3 separate regions of the Homo sapiens genome follow, and all the other regions are linked to region 3. A link is an interaction called in ENCODE POLR2A ChIA-PET data of the cell type or tissue named here. Cell type or tissue: B cell. All regions are shown on one strand. Region 1 overlaps CCDC62 (coiled-coil domain containing 62). Region 2 has its middle 9.3 kb from the start of RNU4-2. Region 3 overlaps SPPL3 (signal peptide peptidase like 3).

Region 1 (4,000 bases), 1.9 Mb after region 3:
AAATTAGCTGGGCGTGGTGGCACATGCCTGTAGTCCCAGCTACTCGGGAGGCTGAAAGGCAGGAGAATTGCTTGAACCCGGGAGTTGGAGGTTGCAGTGAGCTGAGATCACGCCACTGCACTCCAGCCTGGCAACAGAGTGAGACTCCATCTGCAAAAAAAAAAAAAAAAAAAAAAAAAAAAAAAATTCAGTCTAGGCCCCTTTAAGAGCAATTGGCAGTGACTAATTTTCATGCCAAACTTCACATCCCAAAGTTGAAATTTAATAGGAATAAACGAAGGCACATACCCACATATTTTTCAAGGCTTATAAGCCTTTAATGTTGTCCTATTTTGCAAGTATTTTGACATGCTAAATACAGCATTGACAAGTTGGTTGAGGAGAGTTAACCAATGCCTAGGATTCTTTTATCGCATGGGTGTTACTTCATTAGCTGTAGTAAGTTCTGTTTAAGTCAAATTATTTAACTGAGTAGGTTCTAAGAAATAAAGGGGGCTGGGTGCAGTGGCTCACGCCTGTAATCCTAGCACTGTGGGAGTTCGAGGCGGATGGATCACTGGAGGTCAGAAGTTCAAGACCAGCCTGGCCAACATGGTGAAACCCTGTCTCTACTAAAAATACAAAATTAGCCAGGTGTGGTGGCGGGCAACTGTAGCCGCATCTACTCGGGAGGCTGAGGCAGGAGAATCACTTGAACCCGGGAGGTGGAGGTTGCAGTGAGCTGAGGTTACACTATTGCACTCCAGCCTAGGCAACAAGAGCAAAACTCCGTCTCAAAAAAAAAAAAAAGAGGCCGGGTGCGGTGGCTCACACTTGTAATCCCAGCACTTTGGGAGGCTGAGGCAGGCAGATCACGAGGTCAGGAGATTGAGACCATTCTGGCTAACGTGGTGAAACCCCGTCTCTACTAAAAAATACAAAAAAAAATTAGCCAGGCATGGTGGTGGGTGCCTGTAGTCCCAGCTACTTGGGAGGCTGAGGTGGGTGGAGCTTGAAGTGAGCCGAGATGATGCCACTGCACTCCAGCCTGGGTGACAGAGCGAGACTCCGTCTCAAAAAAAAAAAAAAAGAAAGAGAGAGAGAGGGAGGGAGAGAGAGAGAGAGAGAGAGAGAAAGAAAGAAAGAAAGAAAGAAAGAAAGAAAGAAAGAAAGAAAGAAAGAAAAGGAATGAATTTAGTTATTCTTATTCTACTATTTGATGTCCAGCTTTGCTTTGTAACACCTAAAGACAAAGAAATATTCACAGGTGATCGGGTGTAGTGGCTCACGCCTATAACCCCAGCACTTTGGGAGGCCGAGGCAGGAGGGTAACTTGAGGCCAGGAGTTCAAGACCAGCCTGGGCAACATAGTGAGATCCCACCTCTACCAAAAAAAAAATTGCTCGGTGTGGTTGCACACACCTATGGTCCCAGCTTTTCAGGAGGCTGAGGCAGGAGGATCACTCGAGCCCAGGAGCTTGAGGCAATCAGCTGTGATTGTGCCACTGCACTTCAGCCTGGGCGTCAGAGCAAGAGAAAGAAAAAAGAAAACAATATTCCTAGGTAGTTAGCATTTGTGTTTGTAAACCTAAGCATTTAAAGGTGCCTCTTAATTTCCTGTAGGCTTCAATTGTGTTACCCTCCCAGGATGATTTCTCGCCCACGAGCAAGCTCCAGCGTTTGCTGGCGGAATCTCGTCAGATGGTGACGGACCTGGAGCTGAGCACACTGCTGCCCATCAGCCATGAGAATCTCACTGGCAGTGCCACAAATGTATGCGTTTCATTTTCTCTTGACTATATTTGTCACATCCAAACACACCACTGAACACCAGTGTGCAAATATCACCGGCAGGGCGGCCTTTCTGTTAGAGGGAGAGTTTCTGTGTCTCTAGGGAGGAAAGGGAACATGCTTGTTTTAAGGAGGAAAAAGTTACACTTAGATGTCACTGGACCCAAACTTCCTCTTTCTAATGATCTGGGGCATATGAAGATAAATTCTTGGGGACTTTTTTCTTGGAGGGGGCGGGTACAGAGTTTTGCTCTTGTCGCCCAGGCTGAGGTGCAGTGGCACGATCTCAGCTCATTGCAACCTCCACCTCCCGGGTTCAAGTGATTCTCCTGCCTCAGCCTCCCAAGTAACTGGGACTAAAGGCCTACTCTACCATGCCCGGCTAATTTTTATATTTTTAGTAGAGACAGGGTTTCACCATGTTGGCCAGGCTGGTCTCAAACTCCTGATCTCCAGTGATCCACCCACCTTGGCCTCCCAAAGTGCTAGGATTACAGGCGTGAGCCACCACGGCCAGCTGGAAATGTTTTAAAAAACCAAATTTTATTATAGAAAGTTTCAAGGCCGGGCGTGGTGGCTCATGCCTGTAATCCCAGCACTTTGGGAGGCCGAGGCGGGTGGATTACCTGAGGTCAGGAGTTCAAGACCAGCCTGACTAACATGGAGAAACCCCGTCTCTACTAAAAATACAAAATTAGCCGGACATAGTGGCACATGCCTGTAATCCCAGCTACTCGGGAGGCTGAGACAGGAGAATTGCTTGAACCCCGGAGGTGGAGGTTATGGTAAGCCGAGATTGTGCCATTGCACTCCAGCCTTGGCAATGAGCAAAGCTCCACCTCAAAAAAAAAAAAAAAAAAAAAAGAGAGAGAGAAAGAAAGAAAGAAAATTTCAAATATGCACTGAAGTGGAAAGAATGGCACGGTCACTCACCTTTGACCACCATCGATTTTATCTTACCCCATCCATACACGTTTTCTTTGGAAGCATTTTAGCTCAGCATCATATCATGTCACTCATAAATATTTCATGATCATGATGTCTCTCTAACAGATATGGACTTTTAATTTTTTTTTTTTTTTTTTTGAGACTGAGTTTTGCTCTTGTTGCCCAGGCTGGGGTGCAATGGCACGATCTCAGCTCACTGCAATTCTCTGCCTCCTGGGTTCAAGCAATTCTCCTGTTTCAGCCTCCCAAGTAGCTGAGATTACAGGCACCTGCCACCATGCCTCACTAATTTTTGCATTTTTATTAGAGACGGGGTTTCACCATGTTGACCAGGCTGGTCTCGAACTCCTGACCTCAAGTGATCCACCTGCCTTGGCCTCCCAAAGTGTTGGGATTACAAGCATGAGCCACCCTGCCCGGCCTAATTTTAATTTTGTGTATTTATTTATTTTTGAGACAGCATCTTCCTCTGTTGCCCAGGCTGGAGTGCAGTAGCTATTCGCAGGCGTGATCACAGCTCACTGCAGCCTCAAATTCCTGGGCTCAAGCAATCCTCCCACCTCAGTCTCCCAAGTAGCTGGGACCACAGGCACGCACTGCCATGCCCACTCTGTTTGCCAGGCTGCTTGAACTCCCGGCCTCAAGTAATCCTCCTGCCTCAGCCTCCCAAAGTGTTGGGACTATCAGCATGAGCCACCATGCTCAGCTTATTTATTTGTTTTTTAGAGACAGTCTTGCTCTGTCACCCAGGCTGGAATGCAGGGCCAACTTGAACCTCCAACTCCCAGGCTCAAGTGATCTTCCCACCTCAGCCTCCTGAGTAGCTGGGATTACACGTACACGAAACCACACCCAGCTGATGTTTTTATTTTTTGTAGAAACAGGGTCCCACAATGTTGCCCAGGCTGGTCTCAAACTCTTGGGTTCAAGCAATCCTCCTGCCTCAGCCTCCCAAAGTGCTGGGATTATAGGCGTGAGCCGCTGTGCCTGGCCTGGCTTTTCTTAACAGTGTCTTTTAAAAAGCGAAATTTAAAATTTTGATTACTTCCAACTTAACAGGTTTTTTTTTTTCTTTTTTGAGACGGAGTCTCGCTCTGTCGCCCAGGCCTTGGTGCCAGTGGCGCGATCTCGGCTCACTGCAAGCTCCGCCTCCCGGGTTCACGCCATTCTCCTGCCTCAGCCTCCCGAGTAGCTGGGACTACAGGCGCCCGCCACCACACCCGGCTAATTTTTTGCATTTTTTGGTAGAGACGGGCTTTCACCGTGTTAGCCAGGATGGTCT
Region 2 (4,000 bases), 610 kb before region 3:
TACGCCTGTAATCCCAGCTACTCGGGAGGCTGAGGCAGGAGAATCACTTGAACCCGGAGGGGGAGGTTGTGTTGAGCAGAGATTGAGCCATTGCACTCTAGCCTGGGCAACAAGAGTGAAACTCCGTCTCAAAAAAAAAAAAAAAAGGTACTTATACAAGGCTGGGTGCAGTGGCTCACGCCTGTAATCCCAACACTTTGGGAGGTCAGGGAAGGTGGACTGCTTGAGCCCAGGAGTTCCAGACCAACCTGGGCAACATGGTGAAACCCCATCTCTAAAAAAATACGAAAAAAGTTAGTCGGGCATGGTGGTGGGCGCCTGTAGTCCCAGCTGCTCAGGAGACTGAGGTAGGAGGATCACTTGAGCCCAGGAGGTGAAGAATGCAGTGTGCCACTATACTCCAGACTGGAGGACAGAGTGAGGCTGTGTCTAAAAAAAAAAAAAAAAAAAAAAGATAAAAAAGATACTTATACAAATTAAATTGAAACAACTCTGGAAGAATGCACACTACCAATGTTAACTGGCTAGGGTTGGGGCTGGAGGAATGGGGTGGCTGGGAATCAAGAGTAGAAAGGAGATTTCACTAAGTACTCTTTTGCATAGTTTGAATTTTTTTTTTTAGGGGCGGAGTCTTGCTCTATTTCCAGGCTGCAGTCCAATGGCACGATCTCGGCTCACTACAACCTCCGCCTGCTGGGTTCAAGCGATTCTCCTGCCTCAGCCTCCTGAGTAGCTGGGATTACAGATGCATGCCACCGTGCCCAGCTAATTTTTTGTATCTTTAGTAGAGATGGGGTCTCACCATGTTGGCCAGGCTGGTCTTGAACTCCTGACCTCGTGTAATCTGCCTGCCTTGGCCACCCAAAGTGCTGGGATTACAGGTGTGAGCCATTGAGCTCGGCCCACATATGTAACTTAATCTATTGCTAAAACAAATTAATATTTTACAAAAATAGGCCAGGCACAGTGGCTCACACCTGTAATCCCAGCATTTTGGGAGGCCGAGGCGGGCGGATCACGAGGTCAAGAGTTCTAGACCAGCCTGGCCAACATGGTGAAACCCCGTCTCTACTAAGAATACAAAAATTAGCCAGGCATGGTGGTATGCCTGTAATCCCAGCTACTGGGGAGGCTGAGGCAGGAGAATCACTTGAACCCAGGAGTGGGAGGTTGCAGTGAGCTGAGATCGCACCATTGCAGTCCAGCCTGGGTGACAAGAGGGAGACTCTGTCTCAAAAAATAAAAATAAAATAAATAAATAATTTTTAAAAAGTACATTTAAAAAAATGTCACTACTGGACGGGTGTGGTGGCTAGTGCCTATAATCTCAGCACTTAGGGAAGCCAGGCGGGAGGATCACTTGAGTTCAGGAAAACAGCCCATCTCTACAAAACATTAAAAAATTATCCAGTTGTAGAGGTGCCAACCTGTAGTCCTAGGTACTGGGGATGTTGAGGAAGGAAGATTGCTTGAGCCCAGGAGTTGGAGGCTGCAGTGAGCCATGATCACACCATTACACTCCAGCCTGGGTGACAGAGCAAGTCCTTGTTCCAAAAAAGAAAGAGAGGAGCGCAGCACTGCCGCCTGGCCCCTCCAGCTTCCCGGACCACGGCCAACCTCGAGCGCACCTTCATCACCATCAGGCCGGACAGCATGCAGTGCGGCCTGGTGGGCAAGATCATCAAGCGCTTCGAGCAGAAGGGGTTCCGCCTCGTGGCCATGAAGTTCCTCCCGGCCTCTGAAGAACACCTGAAGCAGCACTACATTGACCTGAAGGACCGCCCATTCTTCCCTGGGCTGGTGAAGTACATGAACTCAGGGCCGGTCGTGGCCATGGTCTGGGAGGGGCTGAACGTCGTGAAGACAGGCCGAGTGATGCTTGGGGAGACCAATCCAGCAGATTCTAAGCCAGGCACCATTCGTGGGGACTTTTGCATTCAGGTTGGCAGGAACATCATTCATGGCAGTGATTCAGTAAAAAGTGCTGAAAAAGAAATCAGCCTACGGTTTAAGCCTGAAGAACTGGTTGACTACAAGTCTTGTGCTCATGACTGGGTCTATGAATAAGAGGTGGACACAGCAGCAGTCTCCTTCAGCACGGTGTGGTGTGTCCCTGGACACAGCTCTTCATTCTACTGACTTAGAGGCAACAGGATTGATCATTCTTTTATAGAGCATATTTGCCAATAAAGCTTTTGGAAGCTGGAAAAAAAAAAGAGAGAAAGAGAGAAGGGGAGGGAGGGGAGGAAGGGAGGGAGGGAGGAAGGAAGGAAGGAAGGAAGGAAGGAAGGAAGGAAGGAAGGAAGGAAGGAAGGAAGGGGAAAGTTAAATAGAAAGAAAGAGACACAGACGGGCCGCGAGCGGTAGCTCATGCCTGTAATCCCAGCACTTTGGGAGGCTGAGGTGGGCGGATCACAAGATCAGGACATCAAGACCATCGTGGCTAATACAGTGAAACCCCGTCTCTACTAAAAATACGGAAAAGTAGCCGGGCGTGGTAGCACGTGCCTGTAGTCCCAGCCACCCGGGAGGCTGAAGCAGGAGAATCAGTTGAACCCGGGAGGCGGAGGTTGCAGTGAGCCGAGATCGCGCCACTGCACTCCAGGCTGGGCGATAGAGTGAGACTCCATCTCAAAAAAAAAAAAAAAAAAGAAAGAAAGAAAAGAAAGAAAAAAGAAAGAAAAGAAAGGCAGTACAGACAATAACAAGAGGGGCCTCAACCGCTCAAGAGTGATTCAACTGAGACTTGAAAACATTTCCTGGAAAAGAGCTAACCCTAGCTTGATGTTTTGCGAAAGGGAGGCTGTGGGAAGAGCATTCTGGAAGGAGGGGTTGGTATTTGGAAAGGTATGCCGAGGGCCCCAGAATAGGGGTAGTAAGACGGAAAGTTTCCAGCCTCCCCTGGCTTATCTCAAGGAGGAGCCTCATGGCTCAGAGGGTGGGTCCTACCAGGCCCTTCGGCCCTCTAGGAGAGGCTCCTCGTGTCCAGGAAACCCAAAACAGGCAAGGGTTTAAATCTCAGTTCTGGCTGGGTGCAGTGGCTCACGCATATAATCCCAGTACTTCCCAGGCTGAGGTGGGTGGATCACTTGAGCTCAGGAGGTCGAGACCAGCCTGGGCAACATGGCGAAACCCTGTCTGTACCAAAAAAACAAAAAATTAGCCAGGCGTGGTGGTGGGTGCCTGTGGTCCCAGCTACTCGGGAGGCTGAGGTGGGAGGATCGCTTGAGCTCGGGAGGCGGAGGTTGCGGTCAGCTGAGCTTCCACCACTGCACTCCAGCCTGGGTGACACAGTGAGACCCCATCTAAAAAAAAAAAAAAAAATCCCAGTTCTATTTGCCAACTGTGTAGTCTTTGGCATGATACCTCATCTTTCACCTTTCTGAGCCTCACTTTTCTCTTCAGTAAAATGGGAGTGAGGTTCTACAGGTTTAATACTTAGTAGTTGTGTGGTTTGAGACCAAGTGACTTGACCACTCTGAGCCTCAGTTGCCTTCTTTGTAAATCTGGATAATAAAACATATATATGCCTTCCATGGCTGTTATGTGGATTTAACAACAAAAACAAAAATGCACAAAAAGGGCTGAGAAATTGTAGCTATTAGCATCATTGAAGAACCGAGGTGAGACTTTAGGGCTAAGAGGGAAAAGGACAGATTTGGGGATTTATCCAGCCACCCAAGTGCTGAATCGAGTTGTTGTGAGTTAATAATAAATATTATTATTATTGAGTACACATTGTTTAACACGTGTAAAGCATCACGTTAAGTCTTTAAAACCTAATGGGTGTTTTATGTCCTATTTACAGGCCAGGAAACTGAGGCTTATTAAGTAAAGTCACCTGCTCCCAGCTACAGCTACAAAGTGGAAGAGTCAGGATTCAAACCCAAGACTGTCTGACTCATGAAGGGGAGTGTCAGGGTTGTGCCACAGCCTTTGGGCAAGTCCAGGATTCCCAGCCGACTTGGACACAGTGCCTTGGGAAGGCTCTGGTTGCCTC
Region 3 (4,000 bases):
AAATCAAATCCAGAATAATCTTCACTTTTAATAAACTATGGGCCAGACCACTGAGGATAAACACATGAACATTATTCATGTCCTCAAAACTTTAAGGGAAAAAAGGGAAGGGTCATCTTGGAACAAAAATTTAGGAAAAGGGAGAGGAAGCAAATTTAAAATATATTAAATAATATTCTACATATACACACAAACACGGAGCGAAAAGTCAACAGGCCTTATTATTTGATGAGAATCAAGAATGTCTCCGAGGTATCTAGCTGTGAAGCCGAAACCCGATGCTCTCAACAGCTAACAGGACAAGCTAAGACTATCTATCCTATCACTAAAGGTTGACTCATTATCAACTTGGTAAATCTAACCTGAACACAAAGGTGGATTTCCAGAGATGTCTTGGGCCATCTGCACCTTTGCTACACAATGACTCTGGTTTAGCTGTCTACTTTCTGGTAGCTGCCTCCTTTTTCCACTTCATCTCTAACCTTCGCCTCTGCTTCTATTGCTCAATCACATTTGCCATTCACATTTCTTCCCTACTTCTACTTGTTATTCCCTTTTTCCTAAGCTGGTTGATAACATCTGCCCATGGTTTTATAACCTTTGCTACCCAGGAATCCAGCCTAATACATCATCCTTAGGCCTGTGAGTTTTCACCACTGCAAAGATACAAAGGTTCAAAAACAAAACTAACTCCTAATCTCCCAAATGTCTGGTTTATGCCTATTCCAGATGACGGTGTTATTTAATTCTGACCTAAGATTGAGGCACTGCTATATCTATTAACTTTAAAATAAGCACACATCAGGCCACGAGATTTTTTTCAATTGCCCTTTCTGAATAATTATAAAACAAAGGACAAGAAATGAGCTGAAAAAGAAAACAGACTTTTAGAAAAAGGAGAAAAAAACGGCAAAATAAGTTTCTATTAAAAAAATTTTTTTAGCTTTTTAAACAAAAGCGTAATACAAAGACTATGAATTCCTGAAATAGTAGTGAGAGAGAAATATTACATTGTTCAAAAGCTAGTTTACATACAGCTTATACTCATATCTCGAGATGTTTCCTGCAAAATATTTTCACATGAGCATGTTACTGAAATTTTTTTCCCTAAGACTGTTTTGCAAATTCTAAAAAAAAAAAAAAAAAAAAGCAGCTGAGTGTCTCCACTTTAGGAAACAAGTAATATATGCCACATATTTAATAAATGGCTGTTTGGGAAATATAAAGTATAAATAAACTTGTATTTTACTTATACTTTTATAAGTGAGTCAGTGGTCATGTTCAAGAAGACTAAGCTGAATGAAGAAGAGCGCTCTAAAGGGCTTGTGGCCCTTTGTAAATGTCTCCCTTAGCTGAGTCCCTTTCTTTCTCTAGGTGTTGTCAGGATATTAGAAAGTTAGGCAAATTTGGACATAACACTTGAACCAACTTAACAGTAACCATTTTATTTCTGTACTTCCTTCAAAGAGCAGTAAGATGTTCTCTCCTCTCTTCCATGTGCCTTGTCACCATATTTTTAGGGAGACATTCTATTCTAAAATCCAGCATCTAACAAATTTCACCCCTAAAATATTCATTCTTTTACAAAGAAAATCTGAGCACCTACTATCTGTAGGTCCTTGCACCATGAAATTAATGGCTTTGAACCTACCCTTACAAAGTGCATTGTCAAAACGGGAAGATGGTCATATTAAATACATTCAATACAAGGTCAGAAAATCCTGAGTGCTGCCCACATGACAGGAACAGATAAAGAGCTGTAGACATCAGAAGAACATTTCTCCTGCGCCAATCAGAAAGAAGGCTCCACAGCAAGGGGAAAACATTGCAGTCAGACCTTGAAAAATGGGTAGGAGTCAACATGTTTAGAGACTTGGAAGAAGGGCAAACGAGGCAGAAGAGTCACCGTACATAAAAGAGGAAACAGAAGTAACCCAGTGTGGCTGAAGTAACACGTAATATTTAAAGGAAATATAGGGAAGCAGGGTTATAAGACCAGATTGTTTTGAAAGTCAGATTGTAGAGGGTAGATTTTATATTCCAACAATAAAAAACACAAAGGCTATTAAAATACGATACAACCCAAAATTAGAGGCCAGGCGCGGTGGCTCACGCCTGTAATCCCAGCACTTTGGGAGACCAAGGCGGGTGCATCACAAGGTCAGGAGATCGAGACCATCCTGGCTAACACGGTGAAACCCCGTCTCTACTAAAAATACAAAAAATTAGCCGGGCATGGTGGCAGGCGCCTGTAGTCCCAGCTACTCGGGAGGCTGAGGCAGGAGAATGGCGTGAACCCGGTAGGCAGAGGTTGCAGTGAGCCGAGATGGTGCCACTGCACTCCAGCCTGGGTGACAGAGCAAGACTCTGTCTCGGGAAAAAAAAAAAAAAAAATACAACCCAAAATTTAGTGGACAATATACAAACCAAGAGAGACAAAAACTAAACGTACACACTAAGGACTCCTCTGAAATTCTCTTTACAACCCCTAACTGAAACCCTTAATAATTCTTTAAAAGGTAGAAATCTCTAAACTGAAACTACAGTAAAAAAAAATACTGGGTCAGGTGCAGTGGCTCACGCCTGTAATCCCAGCACTTTGGGAGGCCGAGGTGGGCGGATCATGAGGTCAGGAGATCGAGACCATCCTGGCTAACACAGTGAAACCCTGTCTCTACTAAAAATACAAAAAATTATCCAGGCGTGGCGGCGGGCGCCTGTAGTCCCAGCTACTTGGGAGGCTGAGGCAGGAGAATGGCGTGAAAAAAATATATATTTTTTTCCGAGATCAATTTTCTCTCCCTGCCTGCAAATATACAATTATCTCCCTTATTTATAAAAAACAAAAAGAAGACCTTTATGACCCTGCTGTCTGTACCAACCATTCTCTTTCCTCAAGTCTTTCACATCTCAAACAAATGGCCAGTACCCAGAAGATGCCTTTATTTCTTTATGACCTACCCCTGATTGGGCTTCCACCCCCACTACTCTGATCTTAGCAGTGCACTCTCAGTAATGACTTCCTTTACAAATTCAATAGCCTGCTTTTTCTTCATTCTCTCTGAATCCTTGTAGCTTTTTACACTCCTGCCCCTAAAAATTCTCTTATGCCTTTTCATCGCCACTGCACTTTCCTAATTATCCTACCTCTGATGGAGCCTCTTCTGATTCCTCTTCTTCCTGACATTTCTTAATTGTGAGTTTCCCAAGCCTCAATTTCTGGTCTTCCATTTTTTCCTCTCCATACTCTTACCTTTTGGTTAATTGTTCTTACCTCAAATCTTCAACTAGTTCCAGCCAGCCTAGCCATAGTCCCAGATGGCATTTCTAGAAACATTTGCACTAATCAGTGGCAAAGGTATTTGTTTTTCACAACTAATCTTTACTTCTAAAAGTAGTATTTTTGCAAGCGGTTATAAGAAATGAGTGTAGGGGGCCGGGTGCAGTGGGTCACGCCTGTAATCCCAGCACTTGGCGAGGCTGAGGCAGGCAGATGACCCTGAGGTCAGGAGTTCACAACCGGCCTGACCAACATGGAGAAACCCCGTCTCTACTAAAAATACAAAATTAGCTGGGCGTGGTGGCGCATGCCCGTTATCCCAGCTACTCGGGAAGCTGAGGCAGGAGAATCACTTGAACCCGGGAGGCAGAGGTTGCGGTGAGCCAAGATGGTGCCACTGCACTCCAGCCTGGGCAACAAGACCGAAACTCCATCTCAAAAACAAACAAACAAAAAAGAAATGAGTGTAAATTTCATAAGTTTATAAAGTCAGAGTATACAGTCAAAGGCTATCAGGCAAAGCTTGAAGATTTAGTCAAGTTTGGAAGGTCAAGCTAAACAAGGTCTAGACAAAACTTAAACAACAAAACAAAGTCAGGCACTGTACGTAGGTCACAATGACTGTATAACTAGCTTGAAGAAGAAATGAACAAAACTTTCTTTGCTACACCTGCCCTATCTAGGTCAAGAGTGAAGCCCAAGCCTGAGGCCTCAGATGAA

What was found. ChIA-PET counts read pairs that join two places held together with the same protein. Peaks named below come from ENCODE experiments on the same cell type or tissue, not always from the same donor. Only the 100,000 strongest peaks of a DNase experiment are listed, where the experiment ranks them.
Region 1: POLR2A ChIA-PET joins it to region 3 with 5 read pairs; 1 of 35 experiments calls an interaction of 5 or more read pairs at or near these places.
Region 2: POLR2A ChIA-PET joins it to region 3 with 5 read pairs; 7 of 35 experiments call an interaction of 5 or more read pairs at or near these places.

The regions. Positions count from the first base shown.
Region 1 is chr12:122,811,668-122,815,667 of GRCh38, forward strand. CCDC62 (coiled-coil domain containing 62) reads left to right here. Exons shown (of 13, transcript NM_201435.5): 11 at 1,603-1,752. Among named protein-coding and RNA genes, the nearest start is that of HIP1R, 22 kb to the right of the region's middle. RefSeq lists a silencer at 570-745 and an enhancer at 1,931-2,010. In B cell, a CTCF peak has its summit at 1,808; a DNase peak (open chromatin) is centred at 1,864; H3K4me3 peaks cover 634 bases; H3K27ac peaks cover 1,420 bases.
Region 2 is chr12:120,280,650-120,284,649 of GRCh38, forward strand. It overlaps the pseudogene NME2P1. Among named protein-coding and RNA genes, the nearest start is that of RNU4-2, 9.3 kb to the right of the region's middle. RefSeq lists an enhancer at 1-14. In B cell, no CTCF peak of the experiment used is centred here; no DNase peak of the experiment used is centred here; H3K27me3 peaks cover 194 bases.
Region 3 is chr12:120,890,608-120,894,607 of GRCh38, forward strand. All of the region lies in intron 1 of SPPL3 (signal peptide peptidase like 3), which reads right to left. Among named protein-coding and RNA genes, the nearest start is that of SPPL3, 12 kb to the right of the region's middle. In B cell, no CTCF peak of the experiment used is centred here; a DNase peak (open chromatin) is centred at 1,834; H3K27ac peaks cover 644 bases.